Linked DNA regions of Homo sapiens: region 2 is linked to region 1. A link is an interaction called in ENCODE POLR2A ChIA-PET data of the cell type or tissue named here. Cell type or tissue: GM12878. All regions are shown on one strand.

Region 1 (5,000 bases):
GTGCAGTGGCATGATCACAGCTCACTGCAGCCTCAACCTCCTGAGATCAAAGGATCCTCCCACTTCAGCCTGCCAATTAGCTGGGTCTATAGGCACCCACCACCATGCCTGGCTAACTTCTGTATTTTTTTTAAGAGATGGGGTCTAGCTATATTGCCCAGGCTGGACTTGAACTCCTAGGCTCAAGTAATCCTCCTGCTTCAGCCTCCTAAGTAGCCAGGACTACAAGTGTGTGCCACCATGCCCAACCTGCAGCTTTTTCTGCAACTACATAGATTTTTTGGCCAGGCGCACTGGCTCACACCTATAATCCCAGAACACTGGGAGGCTGAGGCAGGCGGATCACTTGAGGTCAGGAGTTCGAGACCAGCCTGGCCAACATGGTGAAACCCAGTCTCTACTAAAAAATACAAAAATTAGCTGGGCAAGAAGGTGGGAGCCTGTAGTCCCAGCTACTTGGGAGGCTGAGGCAGGAGAATCGCTTGAATCCGAGAGGTGGAGGTTGCGGTGAGCTGAGATATTGCCACTGCACTCCAGCCTGGATGCAAGGGTGAGAGTCAGTCTCAAAAAAATAAATAAATTGGCCGGGCACAGTGGCTCACACCTGTAATCCCAGCACTTCGAGAGGAGGCCAAGGTGGGCGGATCATGAGGTCAGGAGATAGAGACCATCCTGGCTAACATGGTGAAACCCCATCTCTACTAAAAATACCAAAAAAAAAAAAAAAAAAATTAGCTGGGCGTGGTGGTGTGCGCCTGTAATCCCAGCTACTAAGGAGGCTGAGGCAGGAGAATTGCTTGAACCTGGGAGGCAGAGGTTGCAGTGAGCTGAGATTGTGCCACTGCACTCCAGCTGGGGCAATAGAGCGAGACTCCGTCTATAAATAAATAAATAAATAGCCCCCTTTGTGGGGGGGGGGGGGTTCTGATAGGCCCTTTCCAGAAGCAGTCCATGCATGGGGGGGCAGGAAGGGGGATGCTCTCTTAAATGTTCTGCAATTGCGCCCCCCCCAGTCAGAAGCAGAAGTGGAGTTTATACAACAGATCCCTAGGCTCTGGCCTTATGCAAAGCACGCTTCACCACCACCGCAGATCCTGCTAGTTACTTAGAAGCCAAGCAGCAGGCTGGGCATCAGGGCTCACGCCTGGAATCCCAGCACTGTGGGAGGCCGAGGCGGTCGGATCATTTGAGTTCAGGAGTTGGAGACCAGCCTGGCCAACATGGTGAAACCCCGTCTCTACTAAAAATACAAAAATTAGCCAGGCGTGGTGGTGTGCACCTGTAATCCCAGCTACTTGGGAGGCTGAGGCAGGAGAATTGCTTGAACCCAGGAGGTTGCAGTGAGCCGAGATTGGGCCACTGCATTCCAGCCTGGGCGACAGAGTGAGACTCTGTCTCAAAAAAAAAAAAAACCATGCGGCAGGCCCTGAAACCTCTCTATGGCAAAGCAGCTCCCACGGCATGCTAATTAGCAATGGAAACACAGCCACTCAAAGCAGCTTTATGGCCGATCTGAGCTGACAACGGAAGGACGCCCACAGGCTGTCACTCGAAATCCCTTGTTCTTATCAGCCTCGTCTTTCTCCCCAATATCCTTGACAGTTGCGTTCTGCCCCAAATACCAGCCTGTGGCCCCATCTGATGTCCCCTGTCATCCCGGGAGCTTTAGAAGAAGCATCATGCTCTATACATGAAATGACACACAGAAGTCACTCCTTTAATTGGGGGCCCTTTGCAGTTTCTGAGGAGTGTTCACAAGGTAGAAAGCCTGCAGTTATGAAAGCCTGGGTGTGTGGCCTCAAGTGGATTTGGGAGCTAGAGGGAAGTGACTTCCTCTCCGTCTGAGCAGTTATATAAATCTCCCCTGAACTCATTGGCTGCAGCCCTCCGGAGGAGCACGACACAGTTACCCACCTACATGATTAATCAGTGCCCGGGAAGAACAACAGCCACCCCACTTTGTCTTCACATGTTCAAGTGACTTTGCTGCCACATCACTGTCAGTGGACCACGTGCTTTGGTTGGCTTTGCCGACTGTGGAAATGAATTTACACCAATTTGTCCACCCGCACCCTCAGTCGGCTTTCTGTCCTTGTGACTAGTGGCTGACATTTAGAGGATGTCTGGCTGTTGGCTGCAGCCACAGAAAAGATCAAAGCTCCCTGGCAGAGACCTATCCAAACATGTTCTAACGGGCAGAGGACACAGGGCAGGTAGACCCTGCCATGGAGCCAAATGACAGAATTTGGCAATTCTGTAATTCCTCTGAACTCAAATAACCAGAAGTCACAGATTGGCAGTCCACGAGTTCACTCCCTGCTATATATACACACAACTTGTTTGGCCACAGTGGTTTTTTGTTTTAAGTTACCGACTTTTTTTTTTTTTTTTTTGAGACAGAGTCTCACTCTGTCACCCAGGTTGGGGTGCAGTGGCACAATCTCAGCTCACTGCAACCTCCACCTCCTGGGTTCAAGTGATTCCCCTGCCTCAGCCTCCCAAGTAACTGGGATTGCAGGCACGTGCCACCATGCCCAGCTAATTTTTGTATTTGTAGTAAAGATGGGGTTTCACTATGTTGCCCAGGCTGGTCTTGAACTCCAGACCTCAAATGATCCACATGCCTCAGTCTCCCAAAGTGCTGGGATTACAGTGTGAGCCACCGTGCCTGGCTGTAAGTTACCAACATTTAAAATGTCAGAGATTTCATACAAAAATCTGGACTCCTCCTGCTCTGGAAAAACCAAAAGCCCTAGAAACACTTCTGATTAGCTGTCATCACTTGAGGCCAAATGATCCAACTTAACTTAGGCCAGGGCATGTTGGGTACCAGAGTTCCACCAAGGGCAAAGATAGGTTTTATCGGGCCTGAAGCTTATATTAGTTGGAGTGACTTCTCTAAGTAAAATAAATTGAAATTATAAATACAGAATTGCTAGGGTCCCTCCAGAGGCCTGAGCAAGTAAGGGCTCAGGAAGCTTAAATATCATGTACTTCCACCTCTGGTCCCACCCACAGCTACTGTTTCACACCCGCCCAGTTTGCTACATGTCTGGCCATGCAGGTATCTGAGTCTGTGACCTCTTGCCTATACCTTGTGGCCACCCACACCTGTCACCATTCTTAGGTCCTGGCCCTGATGTTCAGTATAAACACAGCTGGCCCCAGCTCTGTAAGGAAGGCCTCACTCTTCCTCAAACTCCATAACTAAAATGAAAGATTATTTCATTTTATTATTTTTTTTAATTTTTTTTTTTTTAAGACAGAGTCTTGCTCTGTCTTCCAGGCTGGAGTGCAGTGGTGCAATCTCAGCTCACTGCAACTGCCATCTCCCAGGTTCAAGCAATTCTCCTGCCTCAGCCTCCCAAGTAGCTGGGACTACAGGCGCATGCCACCACGCCCAGCTAATTTTTGTATTTTTAGTGGAGACGGGGTTTCACCATGTTGGTCCAGCTGGTCGTGAACTCCTGACCTCAAGTGAACCGCCTGCCTCGGCCTCCCAAAGTGCTGGGATTACAGACGTAAGCCACCATGCCCGGCCGATTTCATTTATTTTAAAAGGTAATAAAAAGAAGTCTTTATCCTTTACAACTCCTTCCCTTGCTAGGTTAAAAGGACAAAAGAGTCCAAGCATCTGTGTAGAGTTCATATACCAGGTGACTCTTTTCGAGCACAGAGGTGTGTGAAAAGCAACAAAAGAAGGAGGGAGGATAATAAACATCTCCTAGGTCTACAGCTGAATTTCTGTTCAATCTGGGATGCTCACAGGCTCACTGAGATTACGCAAGGTCTGGTCCATTGGTCTCTAAATGGCTTTGTTTGGGGAGGGTGAGGGGAAACATGCAAAGAAAAAAAACAGTTTCCTAAACGCATAGAGGACCATGTTGCCACAAGTAGCTTAGAAATGGGCTAATCTGGTCAGGTGCAGTGGCTCACATCTGTAATTCCAGCACTTTGGGAGGCCAAGGTGGGTGGATCACGAGGTCAGGAATTCAAGACCATCCTGGCCAACATGGTGAAACCCCGTCTCTACTAAAAATACAAAAAAATTAGACGGGCATGGTGGCGGGCGCTTGTAATCCCAGCTATTCGGGAGGCTGAGGCAGAGAATTGCTTGAACCCGGGAGGCGGAGGTTGCAGTGAGCCAAGATCACGCCATTGCACTCCAGACTGGGCGACAGAGCGAGACTCCATCTCAAAAAAAAAGGATAATCTGCAGTATTTATTGAGCACCTGCAGTGTACTAACACTACTCTTATATATAAGCATCACACTAGACAAGGTGCTTGCAATCCAGTTGCAGAAACAGATGCCTTCAGAGAAAGTTAGATAACAGAGAATTATTTAATATAACAAAGGCTTGTAGGAATTCAGAGGCTTGACTGGGAAGATGTTCTCAGAGTAGAGAGGACTTGATTTGAACCCCTGGGGACCTGGATGGACAGGGAGAAGGACTGAGAAAATTCCAGATGGAAAGAACAGCACATGCAAAGGAGCAGAGGGGCAGGGCATGGTGGTTCCTGCCTGTAATCCCAGCACTTTGGGAGGCTGAGGCAGGCGGGTCACCTGAGGTCAGGAGTTTGAGACCAGCCTGCCCAAAATGGCGAAACCTCATCTCTCCTAAAAATACAAAAATTAGCCAGGCGTGGTTGTGCACACCTGTAATCCCAGCTACTTGGGAGGCTGAGGCAGGAGAATCACTCGAACTGGGGAGGTATAGGTGGCAGTGAGCCCAGCCCGGGCGAAAAGAGCAAGACTCCATCTCAAAAACAAAAACAAAAAAGGAGCAGAGGAGACTCAGAAGTGTTTAGGGAATCGGGAGGAGGCCAGCCTGTTATGGTAAATAACAGGAACGGGAAAGTAACCAGGGACCTGATCTCCAAGGAGCTTCAATTTTAGATGAAGGACTTTGCATTGTCTAGAATTATCTAGATAACAGGCTTTTGGATTGATTGATAATGGGCTTAGAGTCTGTATTAGAGAACAATAAATATAATAAA
Region 2 (5,000 bases), 190 kb before region 1:
TCCCCACTGCTGGAGATGCCGCTGGCTTGGCGAGAGGTTATACATTCATCGTCATGATCACTGTAGTGGAAAGAAAGTCTCGTGTCTATCCAGGAGAGCCGATCCTTCTGGGCGGCCCATGGGTTCTGCATACTGCAGCACATTTGAATCACCCAAGGGACTGATTTAAAGCAAACAAATAAACAATGTCTGGGCATCACCCAAAGATTCTGATCCAACTGGATTGGAGGAGGACCCAGATATGTGGTTTTTTTGTTTGTTTGTTCGTTTTTTGAGACAGGGTCTCACTCTGCTGCCCAGGCTAGAGTGTGGTGGAGCGATCACCACTCACTACAGCCTCAACATCCTGGGCTCAAGCGATCCTTCTGCCTTAGCCTCCCAGGTAGCTGGGGCCACAAGCATGCACCACCACACCTGACCAATTTGTTTATTTATTATTTTTTTTTGTAGAGACAGGGTCTCTCTGTGTTGCCCAGGCTGGTCTCAAATTGCTGGGCTCAAGAGACTGTCCAGCCTCAGCCTCCCAAAGTGCTGGGATTCCAGGCATAAGCTACTGTGCCTGGCCATGGATATTAATTTTTAAAGTTCCCCAGGAGATTCCAATTTGCTGCCACAGTTGAAAACCTCTGGCCTCCAGCCCTACCAGGTCAGCAGTAACTGAGCTGACTCCCACATCTGCATGGTAATCCATAAAGGCAGAGGAAGACAGACGTTCCATTGCCCAAACCCAGATTCCCCGTCACCCAGAGCATACTAAATTGGGAGCTAGGCAGATACCAATGAAGAAAAATGTGAGCATATTTACAACAAAGCAGGCCACTGAATGCAAACTAAAATTCCGCATCCCGTGTAAGTGCTGCAAGAATGAAAAGTGGAGGTCAAACCACCCTGCTTGAGAATCTGAGTCTTTTGCACAGCCTCCCAGAGCCGAGTCCTTTCCCTCCTCCAGTCTCCGTTTCTTAGCAGAGCAGGGACCGCCTTGAAGAAATGAGAAATCAATTGTGTGTGCTCTGCTGAATTAAGGCTTTTCCAGGCTTGTCGATCTGCATTCATTTGCATGCATTGGCACTGTCTTCCCTACAGAATGAATTCACAGGAATCCAGAAAATGCCACGCTTGTACATTTGTGTCCCCACCACTTCCTGCAGAAGCCGCTCCTGTGATTCATTCAGGAGTGGCCAGAATGAAATCTCCTGTCATTGGTGACTCTTGGGAAGCACTGAATTCGTAGGGGGGTCCCGGAGGTGGCACTGGCAGCAAGACCACAAGTTCCCTTGGCAAAGAGTCTGATTCTGCCTGACTTGCTTGCAGCCACAGTAGTGAAAATACATTCAGTTCTCAGATGTGCTTGTTCGAAGGAGTGTTTGTGTGGTAGGTAAAAGGAAATGATTAAACAAGATCTTTAGACAACTTCGGAACTGGCTTCAAAATGCCCACGTGGCTACACTCTTTTATTATTATTTTTTTTTAGACGGAGTCTTGCTCTGTCACCCAGGCTGGAGTGCAGTGGCACAATCTCAGCTCACTGCAACCTCCGCCTCCTGGGTTCAAGCAATTCTCCTGCCACGGCCTCCCAAGTAACTCGGATTACAGGTATGTGCCACCACGCCCAGCTAATTTTTGTATTTTTTAGTGGAGATGAGTTTTTGCTATGTTGGCCAGGCTGGTCTTGAACTCCTGGTCTCAAATGATCCGCCTGCCTTAGCCTCCCAAAGTGCTGGGATTACAGACGGGAGCAACCCCAAACCCTCTTAAACTGAACAGTGGATATCTTGAGCTAAGGGCCCACAGGGCACATTCATTGATACTGAAGGCTCAGTTTGGTTCTTATCTGCCTACATGATTTCTGTCTGAAAGCCTGACTTTCCTTCCTACAGTAATAAAAGCAGGTAACACCTCAGAATCTTATTTTCAGTGATCCCAGCCCACATAGGAAACAGGCGCCCAGCCTAGGAGGCTGTTTAACTCAGGCCTTCATGTAATTCACCCAGTTCCATGTGGCTACTTTTGAGTCACAATCACCAATGATGTCCTGGGTGAACTGAGAAATTGCTACCATGTATTATGTAGAACGGCAGGACTTTACTAGAGCCTGGTTTCAGACAAGAACCACTTAGAAGTCACATTCTTTTTGAAACAGAGTCTCCTTCTGTCACCTAGACTGGAGTGCAGTGGTGCCCTTATGGCTCACTGCAGCCTCAACCTCCCAGGCTCAATTCATCCTCCCACCTCAGCTTCCTGAGTAGCTGAGATGACAGACATGCACCACCACACCTGGATACTCATTTTGTTTCGTTTTTGTAGAAATGGGGTTTCAGCATGTTTCCCAGGCTGGTCTTGAACTCCTGGGCTCAAGTGATCCATCTGCCTTGGCCTCCCAAAGTGCTTGGGTTACAGGCGTGAGCCACTGAACCCAGCCTAGAAGTCCTAGAAGTCACATTCTAAAACCTCAAGGTTCTGGCAGAAAAGAGTGGCATCACTCCACCTGTGTCCAGACAAGCAAATTCACAGCTAAGAGGAAGCTGGCATTCCAGACCAGCTCGTGGAATGATGAAACACTGGTATGGCCAAACCTGGTCTCTAGTGGCTTTTCAAACAAGAGCTGGGTTCCATGTCACAGAATGGCTGTATTAGAAGCCTGGAGCAGGGTAGAGATCAGACCTCAGCAAAGCCAGGTGACAGCCTCTGCCTGGGGCCCCTTCCCATTGGCGGCTGCTAAAGGGAAAGTCGTGCAATTATCCAGAGGAAGGTTCCCCCCTGACCTCTCTCTCTGGGCACCTACTGCTCTCTCTGCACAAGACAAAATGCAATCAGCTGTGAATGGTCAAGACTCTGTCCCCACATCCCCTCTCCAAGGTGATTTATACCAGCAGAACTCCAGCCCAGTCCTCAGTCCTTCCCAGCGGGGTTCCATCAATGAACAGGACAAACGGAAGCAGAAAAGATTTGGGGAGCAGGACAAAGAATTTTCCAGGAGTGTCCTTGTGGCTTATGAATGTGGTTTCCTTTAATCTTCTTAAAGAGAGTCCGGGAAAGAAGGACACCGCATTTTCATGACTTTCAGCTTAAGTGCAAAAAATAAGTCAAGTGGGTCCCCCAAGCCCTCTCCCTCGGCTTTATCAGGGTTATGTGAACTGCAGAGAGGCCTCAGGATGGGGAGTTTAGTTGGGGAGGGAGAAAGGGAGGAGACCCATGTGTTTGCTTTTTTAAAAAACTGTGATAAAATATATGTCACATAAAATTTACCATTTTTACCATTTTCAGCTGTAGAGTTCAGTGGCACTAGGTACATTCACATTGTTGTCCAACCATCACCGCCGTCCACCTCCAGAATTTTTTCATCTTCCCAATGGGAACTGTGCCCACTGAGCAAGAAGTCCCCATTTCCCTTCCCCCCAGTCCCTGGTAACCACCATTGTCCCTACTGTGAAGTTGTCTATTCTGGGTACCTGAGTAAGTGGAATCATAGGACATTTGTCCTTTTGTGTCTGGCCTGTTTCGCTTAGCGCATTCTCAGGTTTCACCCATGCAGCAGCATGGGTCAGAATTTCCTTTTTTTGTAAGGTTGCATAATATTCCACTGCATGGAGAGACCACATTTTGTTTGCTCTTTCATCCGTCAACGGAAATTTGGGTTGTTTCCACCTTTTGGCCTTCATGAATAGCGATGCATTTACTTCCAGAAAGATTCAGCTGAGGTGCCAAGGACATACATAGCACAGAGCTGGAAAGCAGGATTTCTCCCTGAGAACAGGCAGCATCTGGATTTGGGAATCGTCTTCCTAGAGCTGTTTCTCCAAGTGTCTCGGGATGCTCGTTAAAAACACCAGCATCTCAGTCCTACCCCAGGCCTGTCAAATCAACGCGCCAGGGACAGGACCCAGGACTCTGCATTTCACAAGCTTCCCAGGGCATTCAGAGATCTGGGAACAATGTGGCCTGGAAAGTGTGTAGAGGCTTGGGGAAGAGAGGGATGAGAGAAGAGGGGGTGAATTCTAGAATACAAACCTGAGAAGCAGCCACAGACACAGGAAAGAAGCAAGGATCAAAATTCCCTGCCACTGGAGACAGAAAAAGACAAATGCATTATGCAAGGCAGACGGCAAGGAATTAACACGAGAGAAATAAAAGAATTGGGAACCACAGGAAGGGCCCAGCTGAGAAACAGGGGAGGGACCGGGCTGGTGGTTTTCAAGAAACGCAAACCTCAGGACACCACAAGCCCATCCGCAGTGCCTCTGTGCAATGTGAACAAGCATCCTTTCTTCCGGGCGGCCCTCAGCCAAAAACCTACACAGAGGCACACAGTTGCTGGGCCTAAATCAATCTACTAGATCACCCACTCGCCCTCTGTCATTCCTGAAAAAGGAAAAATAGGATTTCCTGATATTACAGGGAAATTATTCTAGCAGAAGAAACCAGGAGGTGAAATTCCCCTTAGACACAACGTACTCCCCCATCTGATTAACAGAAATTAAAAACAAAAAGGGTGCTTCCCTGCTGCTGGCCAGTTCCCTGTTTCTAAGGACAGAATCCTCTAAGCAACAACCTATAGCCTGCAGGCACCATCCAAGCTTATATAAGAAACCTACTGCCACTAGGTCCCAGACTTCAAGAGCTCTTTTAGCCTCTTTGTGTTTCTCCACTCCGTGTATTAGCTTGTGAGATACATTTTGCACATGATCCTGGGAATAAAGAGTCACAGGTAAACAAGGCTGCAAGAAAAGTCCAGGTGGTGTTCACACAGTAGCTGCAAACTTCTCAGAACTTTTCAGAAATTCATCCTTGCCTGTCATTACATTTTTTAATGAGCCACTCAGCATTCCAACGAACAACCCAATACATCATTTCCTCTATTAATTGGTGCAGTTAATTTGAAAACTGTTCTCAGTTCTATATTTATATGGGAAATATTAAGAGTCCATCTCCTTGCTCCTTTTTCATTAATTCCACACACATTCATGGAGCATCACGCTAGGAACTAAGGACATGATGTGACC

The links. Peaks named below come from ENCODE experiments on the same cell type or tissue, not always from the same donor. Only the 100,000 strongest peaks of a DNase experiment are listed, where the experiment ranks them.
Region 2: POLR2A ChIA-PET joins it to region 1 with 9 read pairs; 2 of 35 experiments call an interaction of 5 or more read pairs at or near these places.

Annotation. Positions count from the first base shown.
Region 1 is chr10:12,319,887-12,324,886 of GRCh38, reverse strand. No RefSeq gene overlaps it. Among named protein-coding and RNA genes, the nearest start is that of CAMK1D, 27 kb to the left of the region's middle. RefSeq lists enhancers at 863-1,363, 1,364-1,864. In GM12878, no CTCF peak of the experiment used is centred here; no DNase peak of the experiment used is centred here.
Region 2 is chr10:12,506,884-12,511,883 of GRCh38, reverse strand. The region is part of intron 1 of CAMK1D (calcium/calmodulin dependent protein kinase ID); the gene reads right to left. Among named protein-coding and RNA genes, the nearest start is that of MIR4480, 69 kb to the left of the region's middle. RefSeq lists an enhancer at 2,384-2,433. In GM12878, no CTCF peak of the experiment used is centred here; a DNase peak (open chromatin) is centred at 2,163.